2 separate regions of the Mus musculus genome follow, and region 2 is linked to region 1. The links are chromatin loops, found by intact Hi-C in ENCODE. Cell type or tissue: heart. All regions are shown on one strand.

The links. Peaks named below come from ENCODE experiments on the same cell type or tissue, not always from the same donor. Only the 100,000 strongest peaks of a DNase experiment are listed, where the experiment ranks them.
Region 2: a loop joins it to region 1, with 5 times the contacts of the local background. A loop is called at or near these places in 40 of 42 quality-filtered maps.

Annotation. Positions count from the first base shown.
Region 1 is chr13:95,387,404-95,392,403 of GRCm38, forward strand. No RefSeq gene overlaps it. Among named protein-coding and RNA genes, the nearest start is that of Aggf1, 15 kb to the left of the region's middle. In heart, a CTCF peak has its summit at 2,951 (motif pointing right); no DNase peak of the experiment used is centred here; H3K27me3 peaks cover 691 bases.
Region 2 is chr13:95,468,625-95,473,624 of GRCm38, forward strand. Gm52025 (a long non-coding RNA gene) reads left to right here and starts at 1,707. Exons shown (of 3, transcript XR_003950528.1): 1 at 1,707-1,893. In heart, CTCF peaks have their summits at 67 (motif pointing left) and 2,565 (motif pointing left); no DNase peak of the experiment used is centred here.

The DNA of each region.
Region 1 (5,000 bases):
CTCTAGAGTTGGGCACACCTTCTCTTTCCCATGTGTTCACAATTCCCCAACTTTGTCCTGCATTAAGACTTCGAACATTGGGGATTTCCAGAGAGTGCTGGACAAGGAGGCATTTTCAGTAATCGCCAGAGGATATGTGTGTGTGTGTGTGTGTGTGTGTGTGTGTGTGTGTGTGTTTGTCTTTGTAAGGAGTGGAAACAAAGGGTATACAAGGTGCAGAGCAATGTCACTTACATGTCACTTAGTTTAAACTAATGGACAGGTTTCTCTGAAACTCTAGAATCAACCAATGTTTCCTTCCATAAGCAGAGTAAATTCTCACGGCACATTGAAGGATGTCTGGTTTACAAACAAGGACCAAAGAAGACACAAAAGAGCAAAAATAGAACAGAGACTGACATAGAGAACAGTAGAAAATAAATATTGTCTTAGCCTTTGTTTTGCGATCGGGTCTCTGTTGCTTAAGTTGGGTCTAACCTGTGATCTTCCTACTCGGTCTAACAGGAAGTGGCAGGGAGCAAATGTCTACCTCCCTACATCTGGCTCACATTTTTTTGACTAGGAGTAAAGGATATAAAGATTAAAACCAGGCAACACCATTGTTTGAAAGCTGGCCTGCCTCGGCAAGCCAGCTCTTATCTCTCACATTTGCTCATTCCTTGGAAACTCAGATAAGCATCTGAGTTCTGACTTGATGGTGTGGAATTTTGGCATGGGTAACTCCATTTTAATTTTTAGCCAAATGTGTTCGAGCCCAGTGTGGTAGCTTAGTAAAGAACAATGGTCTTGTGTGTTCTTAGTTCAACAGTGTCATTTCCTACACTGAGTGACCATGGGCAGTCCTTTGTACAAACTCTGGGCCCCACACTGAATAAAACACACCCCAAGCAGAGCTGGTTATCAGAGCGGGAAGGGCTTCACACTTGGTGGGGGTCGATGTGATGTGTGTGTAAGGAGTTCAAAGATCAGTTCCTAGCACCTACACTGGGTGGCTTACAACTGCCTGTAACTCCAGCTCCCCCTTAACTCCACTGCCCCCTTACGGCCTCTGTAGGCATCTGCACACATGTGCATAAACCCACACAGGTCACATAGTTAGAATGTATTTAACCTAGAGATCGATACACAGAGCCATGCATGTACCTTACTTGTACATTACACTATGTTAATAATTTGTTATTGGTTTTGTTAATTATGGCTGCAGTCGTAAGCATGAGCCTTGGCTCTGTCTCTCACCGTCTGTGTCACATTCAGGACATTATACCACACTTTGTCTCTCGCTATCCCCATTCTGACAAAAAGAGCCACCATTCGGAACTCATCTGTAGACATGGACAACTATGCAGATGTTTTCTAGCAGCTTGGAAGGTCTGTGCCCTGATATCCTTTCCCATTTCCCTTTCTAGTGATAGGTACACGTGCGTGACTTGGAGATGGGATAGTTAGGGGGTTGAATAAAGATAAATGGTCCACACAGACATCATTGAAGAACAGCATTGGGGAGAGTAGATCTGACGCTGTCTCCAGCACCTAGAGGGACATCTGGTTTCCTGTACTCCCCGTCCCATCCCCTCTCTTCCCCATAGTATGGATTTAACCCACTCTCCTTGTGTGAAATGTCTAGAAGTGACTCTAATGTTCCCATACGGGAACGGCCTCTTGCTCCACGACTCTCTAAAGTTATCTCACATATTAACCGCGAGTGTCTCACTCCATACGGAGACACCGTGAGGAGCAGAGACCTATTTTATAATTGTCTCTCCAGAGCCGAACACAATACGGGACACAATCAGCAGGTCAATCGTGTATCAAAAATGACCTCAGCAAAACTTTTGTCATCCTTTCCATGGAAACTCTGTTGGTCCAGTGCCAGGCACCTAGCTAATTCAGACAGAAACTGATTTCAAATGACTCATATGTGTCAAACGTAGGAGAGGTACTTGCTCTCCACATCCCGAGGCTGTAAGTTTCTGGCTTTAATGAAATTCAGAGTGTTCTTTTTGTCCTTATCCCAAGCTCCACCCGGTCTCCTGAACCAAATAACCGACAGTCAAGTCACTAGTGTGTCCCTATGTCTTTCAAGTCAGTTTCAAATTTTCCAGAATTAATCCACTCCAGATACCACTACTTGGCTACTATCTCTCGTCTTATCAGCCGTGCAGTTGGTGGGGATAAAGGTATCCATGATGATACCTATCTCTGTGACTCCAGGGCTGAGAGTGATTGGAGGGTGAGGAGAGGGTCGCAGAGCCCTCCCCTCCTTTGATGCACTCTGTAGCATGAAGGTTCTGGTGCACAAAATATGCCTGGGGTGGTACTGAGTGTTGCAAAAAAGTAGAGATCAAGAGTTCTGCACACAGCAGGACACTGCACACTGTATTTATCATTATTATTGCTTTTGCCAGTGTCTCTTCGGGTCCTTAAAGCTTTTTGCTTTGGTGTTTTGTTGTTTTGTTTTGTTTTGTTTTGTTTTGTTTTGTTTTGTTTTGTTTTTGAGTCTAGGTGTCACATGTCCCAGGCTGGCCTTAGTAGACCTTATGTAACCAAGGATCCAAGAACGTCTTTGAACTTTCGATCCCCTGCCCCCACTCCATTTGAACTTCTACTCTTCATGCATCGACCTCACGAGTACTGAAATTGAAGGTATGTTCTACCGTGTAGGTTTATGCAGTACTGGGGTTCAAACCCAGGGCTCCGTGCATACTGGGCAAACACCCTAACAACTGAGCGACACTTCGAGACTCCCCACCCCCACACACGAATTTTTAAGTTAACAAAATCTGTCTATATTAGAAATATACGAGACTGCCATGGAAATCGTTTCACAAAGTCTTACTTATTCATTTTGCTCCCCAAAGCTGGGGTGACAGTTGAGGCATTGCTTGCCTTAGATTTTCAACAAGGAGCATTTGGAGAACTTTGTTCTCCGCCATGCTACTTCCTCACGTGTCCAGCAGGTGGCAGGCTTCTCAAACATAAGTGCTTCTGGGAGCCTGAGCCGCATTCCCCCAGCACTGCAGTCTGTTTGCTTTCAGAAATCCAGTATTACCTTTAAGGAAAAAAAAAATGCTTTTAAGGGTCTGAAGAAATTCTTGACTGTGTGACCGCAGTGACACAGTCAAGGAAAGGAACGTCCGTGGTTTCCGTATTTATTATCAGTGGTAAAGCTGTAGGAAGCGCTAGAGAACGCTAAGAAGGGCCCTGTTCTGAAATGCACCCCACAAAAGAGTGAAGACAAAGAAGGCTGTTTCACCAGGTAAAGGTGCCCGCCTGCTGCTTACCCTGGCGGCCAGAGTTAGATACCACATGGTAGAAAGAATCGACCAACTGAGCCAGACATAACAGTCATAACAGCCAGTCCACACTGTCTTGACGTCCTATAAACTTGTTGTAAGCCAGTGTTCAACAGAGAGCCACAAGTTCCTTTCCACCCTGCAGTCTCAGGAAACTTTATTCATGGTAGGAGGATGAATGCTAGGAGGAGAGCCAAGTAAGTCATTTCCATGGTTTTCTTACTAGGGCTACTACACTCTAGAACAGTGCTTCTCGCCTTCCTAATGCTGCGACTACCCTTTATACAGGGATTCCCCCCACCCCAGCCATAGATTTTTTGTTGTTGTTGTTGTTGATACTTCATATTTGTAACTTGCTACTGTTGTAGACTGTAATGTAAATGGTTTTAGAGATGGAGCTTTGCCAAAGGAGTCACGACCCACAGATTGAGAACCACTGCTCTATAGGCTACACGGTCCTGGCCCCATTTGATAATGTTTTAGATTCATTGTCTTCCCAGTGACCTCACATAAAAGCTACCGTGCCACGGGGTCACCAGCCTGCAACTCAGCCTAGATCATGGTCGCATTCAGGGAAAACAGCGCATCAGACTGTCATTATGAAGCTGTGAGTCTCATCACAAACACCTACACTAATGCTTTTCTCTAAAATCCTCAGAAACATATAATCAGCCTGAAAATAAAGGAAACGCAAGTCAGAGACATCACTTTCTGGTTCACACAGCATCCATTGGTCTTGGCCACGCACTTACAAGGATGCTATAGGATACAAATAATCTCTAAGAAGATTGAAAAGCACCGCTTGCATCAAATCACGATAGGATTCATTCACTGCATGGAATCAAAAGGTTCAGAATTTCGTGGCTCTCAAAGCTGTCACGTGATCAAGGCAAGCCTTCTAGGCCCTTGGACTCCCTTTCAGGAGAGAATTGTCAGTGACAAACAGAAGATGTTTCTGGTTTCTTTGGAGATTCCATTGTGTCATGTGATGTTTTTCTGGACACTGTCTTAGGAGGAGGAGGATTTCGCTAAAGCAGACACGTGAGAGGGTGTTTTATTGAGAACAGTCACGTGGTGTTTTTCTGGAGGCAGCCTGGAAAAAGGGCTTGTGATGTTTTGCTGGAGCGGATGCTTGAGAGAACATGTGACATTAGAGAGGATAGAAATATAGCCCAGTGGACAGTGCGTGATGCTGGATGGAACTGGTACGCCTTGCCACTCTTTGCTGGTCACTGTTTATTGTGACTTCATAGAGAGAAACACACCAAAAAACTTCTGGGGGTGTTCCAGTGGCTTCTTGCGACCTCCAAGGACTCTTAAGTCAATTGGCCAATTGGCAGTCTTGGGGTTTCTCTGGGTTGACCTACCTTTGCTGATTCATTCATGAATGGTGTTTGTGGGCGGATCGTGCTGCTGCTGCTATCCTCACAACACAGATTGGATTTGCTCCAAAGAACTATTTCTAAACAGGGCCACATCCTCCTTTGCCCGATTAACCTTGCCTTTCCACTACCTCTGGTGGGTGGTGGGCTAGAAGGGAGGTTAAAGCATTTAAGTACCCTTATTAAAAGTAGATTTGAGAAGTCTAAGCCTAAAAGATGTTTGTCTCAGAGAATAAAATGTGTAAACGTGTCGATGACCTTCATAAGCTAGGAAGGGGCTCAGTGGCCACATGCCTGGGGCCCTGCATTTGATCCTCAGTAACAC
Region 2 (5,000 bases), 81 kb after region 1:
CTGGTTAGACTTGCAGAGAGAGAATAAAACGTCCCCTGCCAGTCACCTCTGCCTCCTGGTGTTCACGCGGCAGTGTGATCTCTAGCTGTACAGTGCCAAGTTGGCGTGCACCGCTGACAGAAGACGGCGAAGACGGCGGAGCTGATGGCGTGGCACCTTTACGTTGGTGCTGTTGGTGACGGTGATAGCGATGACAGGAAAGCTGGGAAGGGTCCTGGAAATGACAGATCTCCTGATGGCATCATCCATACAAAAGCAGAGCGTCTGGTGGCTTAAGGATGCTCAGGGTTGCCTGGAGCCGATGGCAGGGACAACAGTAGGGCCACTGAGAATGGCCATACTCGGACTTTGCTGCCCTGTACACAGTAATGGCTGAATTCCCCAGTCCCCGGACTACTCGGAATGCCTCCCTTCACATCAACTCTGAGTCCATTCAAACTTGGAGTGGCCAAAAGGAACTGGGGGTTCTGGAGCCAGCCAGGTCCCAGATCATGGAGATTGGGAGGGACCAGCGCAGTAGGAGTGGGAGCTAGCGGAGGGAGCCTAGGCAGAAAGACCCGGGCCAGAGGTAGGAAGCAAAAAGAAACTGCAAGTCCTGAGCCTTCCACACATGGCTGATAGAGACTAGGATTCTCACCTCTGTCTGTGTGGCCCCCTTATCCCTGATTGGTCGCCTTCTAATTCCCTCTCCTTCCCATTCGTGTCAGTTTTAAGAATCTCTTCTCCCACCATGAAACAGAATTGAAGGGGTCCTTCACTCCCGCTTTCCCTGTGTTTTTCACTGTCCCAAGCTCCAGGACTACCAGCCTAGGGATGCCACTATCCATACTCAGCTGGGCCCGCCCACATCATTTATTAATTAAGAAAATGCCTTACAGGCTTGCCTAGAGCCAGATCTTAGGGAGACATTTAATTGAGATTCCCTCCTTTTAGATGATTTTAGCTTGTACCAAGTTGACATAAAATCATCCATCACAATGTGTGTGTGTGTGTGTGTGTGTGTGTGTGTGTATGTGTGTGTGTGGGTGTGTGGGTGTGTGGGTGTGGTGTGTATATAGTGTGTGTGTGGTGTGTGTGGTATGTGTGTGTATATGAGTGTGTATGTGTGTGTGTGGTGTGTGTGTAGTGTCTGTGTGTATGTGTGTAGTGTGTGTGTATGTGTGTGTGTGGTATGTGTGTATAGTGTGTGTGGTGTGGTGTGTGTGTGGTATGTATGTGTGGATAGTATGTGTGTGTAGTGTGTGTGTGGTGTGTGTATGTGTATGTATACATGTGCGTGGTGTGTGTGTGTATGTGTGCATGGTATGTGTATGTGTGTGTGGTATGTGTGTATAGTGTGTGTGTATGTGTGTGTGGTATGTGTGTATAGTGTATGTGTAGTGTGTGTAGTATGTATGTGTGTGTGTGTAGTGTGTGGTGTGTGGTATGTGTGTATGAGTGTGTGTGTGTGTGTGGTGTGGGTGTGTTTACTAAGCTGAAATATATAGAGTACAAACGTACTTGACGGCAACTTAGTTTTTATGAAGTATAGACATAGACCCACCCATGTGCTGAGAAAACTCTGTGTGGAAATGGTAAGAGAGTGGGTGCTAGGTGACACCTGGTCATCATAAAAGATTTCCCTTCCTTGTGATAAGATCAGAGCATGGGTGGCTTCACACGCTCTCTAGCTTTGTTCCTCCGTCTCTCTGGGCTCTCTCCTCGCTGAACAACAGGAGCTCTCAAGCCCTGCTAGCAGCTCTGCCCCCTCCAGTCAGTGCTTAGCAGTCAGTGCTATTCCTGTCAGAGCCCCTCCTGCAGGCACAGGAGGTCCCTGACATCACAGACCCACACAGTCACAGACACCCAGCCAGCTGCTTGAGGATGGCAAAACTTAAATTGGACACATTCATGGTAAGTCCATGCTCTCGTGCTGTCTTTAGGCTACATTTAGCATACAGTGTATTCCAAGACAGCTGGATATGCAGCATTTCCTGGGAGCTGGTGGGCATTTCTGGAACCTAGGTACACCCCAGTGTAGTGTACTGTCTTACTGTGCTGTACCCGGAGACACGGTGAGAAAGAGGTCTGTCTTACAGTAGATTTGATTTTTTTCCTCCTTTGTTTTCCTGATTTTTGTTGAGACAGGGGCTAGCTATGTAGCCTTAGCGGGCCTTGAGCTTGCTATGTAGGCCTTTAAGAGGCAGAGACAGGTGGATCTCTGTGAATTTGAGGCCAACCTGGACTATAGAGTGAGTCCCAGGCGAGCCAGGGCTCTGTAGAAAGATGTTGTCTCAAAAAAGCAAACAAACAAAACAAACAACCTTCTGTCTGAGACAGGCATGGGGGGTGTGCACCTTTAAACTCAGCATTGGGAGGAAGAGGCAGGGGAACATGAGGCCAGACTGGTCTACATGGTGACTTTTAGGCCAGCCAGGGATACACAGTGAGACACTGTCTCAAAAACAAACAAAACTCCCGTGTCTAGAGACTGGAGATGACTCAGAGGGTGAGAGCATCTGCTGCTCTGCAGAGGACCTGAGTTTTCTTCTTGGCACCCACATCAGTTAGTTCTTAGGCATGTAGTTCCAGCTCCATAGGATCTGATGCCCTCTTCTGGCCTCTGAGGGCATTACACTCATGCACGCATAATCTCTCTCTCTCTCTCTCTCTCTCTCTCTCTCTCTCTCTCTCTCTCTCTCACACACACACACACACACACACACACACTCAATAAATGTAACTAAAATTTTTAATAAAGGAACAAACATCTACACAGCAACATGTGTATTTTTCCAGTGGCTTTATTTGTAAATATGAACACTTGGGCACAGCCAAGACATCAATCAGTAGATGACCAGATAAACTGTAACACACCCAGACACCAGACAATGGAATTCAGCACTGAAAAACAGTGAACTACCAAGGCATGAGAAGTCATCGAAGTCATAGAAATGGATATTGCTAAGTAAAATAAACCTGTCCATAAAAGCTACATACTTCATAATCTCAAATAAATGTCATTTTGGAAAAAAATAGAGATAACAGGACCTCACAAGTAAGTACTCTGCCACCCAGCCCCACCCCCTCTTCACAGAAACAGTGTCACCAAGCCGCCTAGGCTGGCCTCAAACTTGGCATCCTTTTGCCTTAGCCTCTTGAATACCTGGGAGTACAGACCTGTGTCACTAAGATTGCTGGCATAAGGTTTGAAGATATGAAAAATAATTTTAAATACATATGTTATGACATAAAGGCCAGTTTTAAATCTTAGTCCTACAGAAAGTTCCTTGAAGACTGACAAATGCTTGTTTATGGTTGGTCATCTGAGTGATGCTCCTAAGAACAAAGAGCAAGGGGTAAGCTGAGTGCTGACCACCAAGAAGCTAAACTGTGGCATGATGGAAATATCTGGAACTGATGCCTCAAGAGTCAACTTCAGCATCAGTCTTCAGCCATTGGTGGTTTGGGGCTAAACTTTGCCATGGCCTTTGGGAGCCCAGATAGTCAGATGGCTGCTCCAGTACAAAGTTGTACACTCTGAACTACCTGGAGTTGTAGAATTGTGTAGTCAGCTCTTTCTTTGTTTAAGATTTATTGATTTTATGCATATGCGTGTTCTATATGCATGGACATGTCTGTCTTAGTTAGGGTTTTACTGCTGTGAACAGATACCATGACCAAGGCAACTCTTATAAAGGATAACATTGAATTGGGACTGGCTTACAGGTTCTAAGGTTCAGTCCATTATCATCAAGGCAGGAGCATGGCAGCATCCAGGCAGGCATGGGGCTGGAGGAGCTGACAGACCCACCTCGTTCCAAAGGCAGCTAGCAGAAGAATGGCTTCCAGGCTATTAGGAAGAGAGTCTTAAAGCCCACACCCATAGTGACACACCTACTCCAACAGGGCCACACCTTCTAATAGTGCCACTCTTTGGACCAAGCATATATGAAACATCACAAGATGCATGCCAGAAGAGGGCATTAGATACCATTACAAATGGTTGTGAGCACCATAAATTGCTATGGCTTGAACTTAGGACTTCTGGAAGGACAGACATTGCTCTTAACCGCTAAGCCAACCCCATCATCCCTTTCTTATGCTGCCTAATATCAGTAAACCAACACAGCTTTGTACTCAGAATCATTCTGTCTGTGAATAGTGTAGAGAAGCTGCTAATTTAAACTAATGCTGAGCAAACTAGAGGGATGGATCCATGGTTAATAGCACCCACTGCTCTTGCAAGGGACCTGGGTTTAATCCCCAACACCCACATGGTTGATCTAACCACCTGTAACTCCAGTTCCACAGACCCAATGACTTTTCTGACTTCCAAAGACTCCCATGTGCACATGATACACAGGCACTCTCTCTCCCTCTCTCCCCCCCTCTCTCTCAGGCACACATAAACACACATAAAATAAATATTAAAGTAAGGCTGGTAATTCGTGTGTGTTATATTTTGAAATTCTACTGATAGTTGAAATACATAAATAAACTTCTCATGTGAAATTGTAAGAAATACTAATTTAAGAGTCTCCTTTTTCCAATATGATGACCTTTTAAATCTCTGTGTATGTGGGGAGTGGGAGTGTGAATATGGACATTCAACATGGTATGGCATGTGTGTGCTGTCAGAGGACAACCTTGGGTATTAGTCCTTACTATCTTCTTTATTTAAGACAGGATCTCTTTTGTTTGCTACTGTAAACACCAGAATGTCTGACCCGTGAGCTTCTTGAGTTTCTACCCCCATCTTACCATAGAAGCCCTGTGGGTACAGCTGTACATTACTAAGTCCAGATTTACATGGGCTCTGGGGATCCGAACTCAGGTCCTCACGCATGGCAGGCATTTTACCTACTGATCACTCTTAAAAGCCCCTATCTGTGTGCGTGTGTGTGTGTGTGTGTGTGTGTGTGTGTGTGTGTGTGTGTGTGTGTGTGTGTGTGCATATGTGTGTATGTATATGAATATGCATAAGCTTTTCTTTTAGGGGTTCTTGAACTGCATCCCAC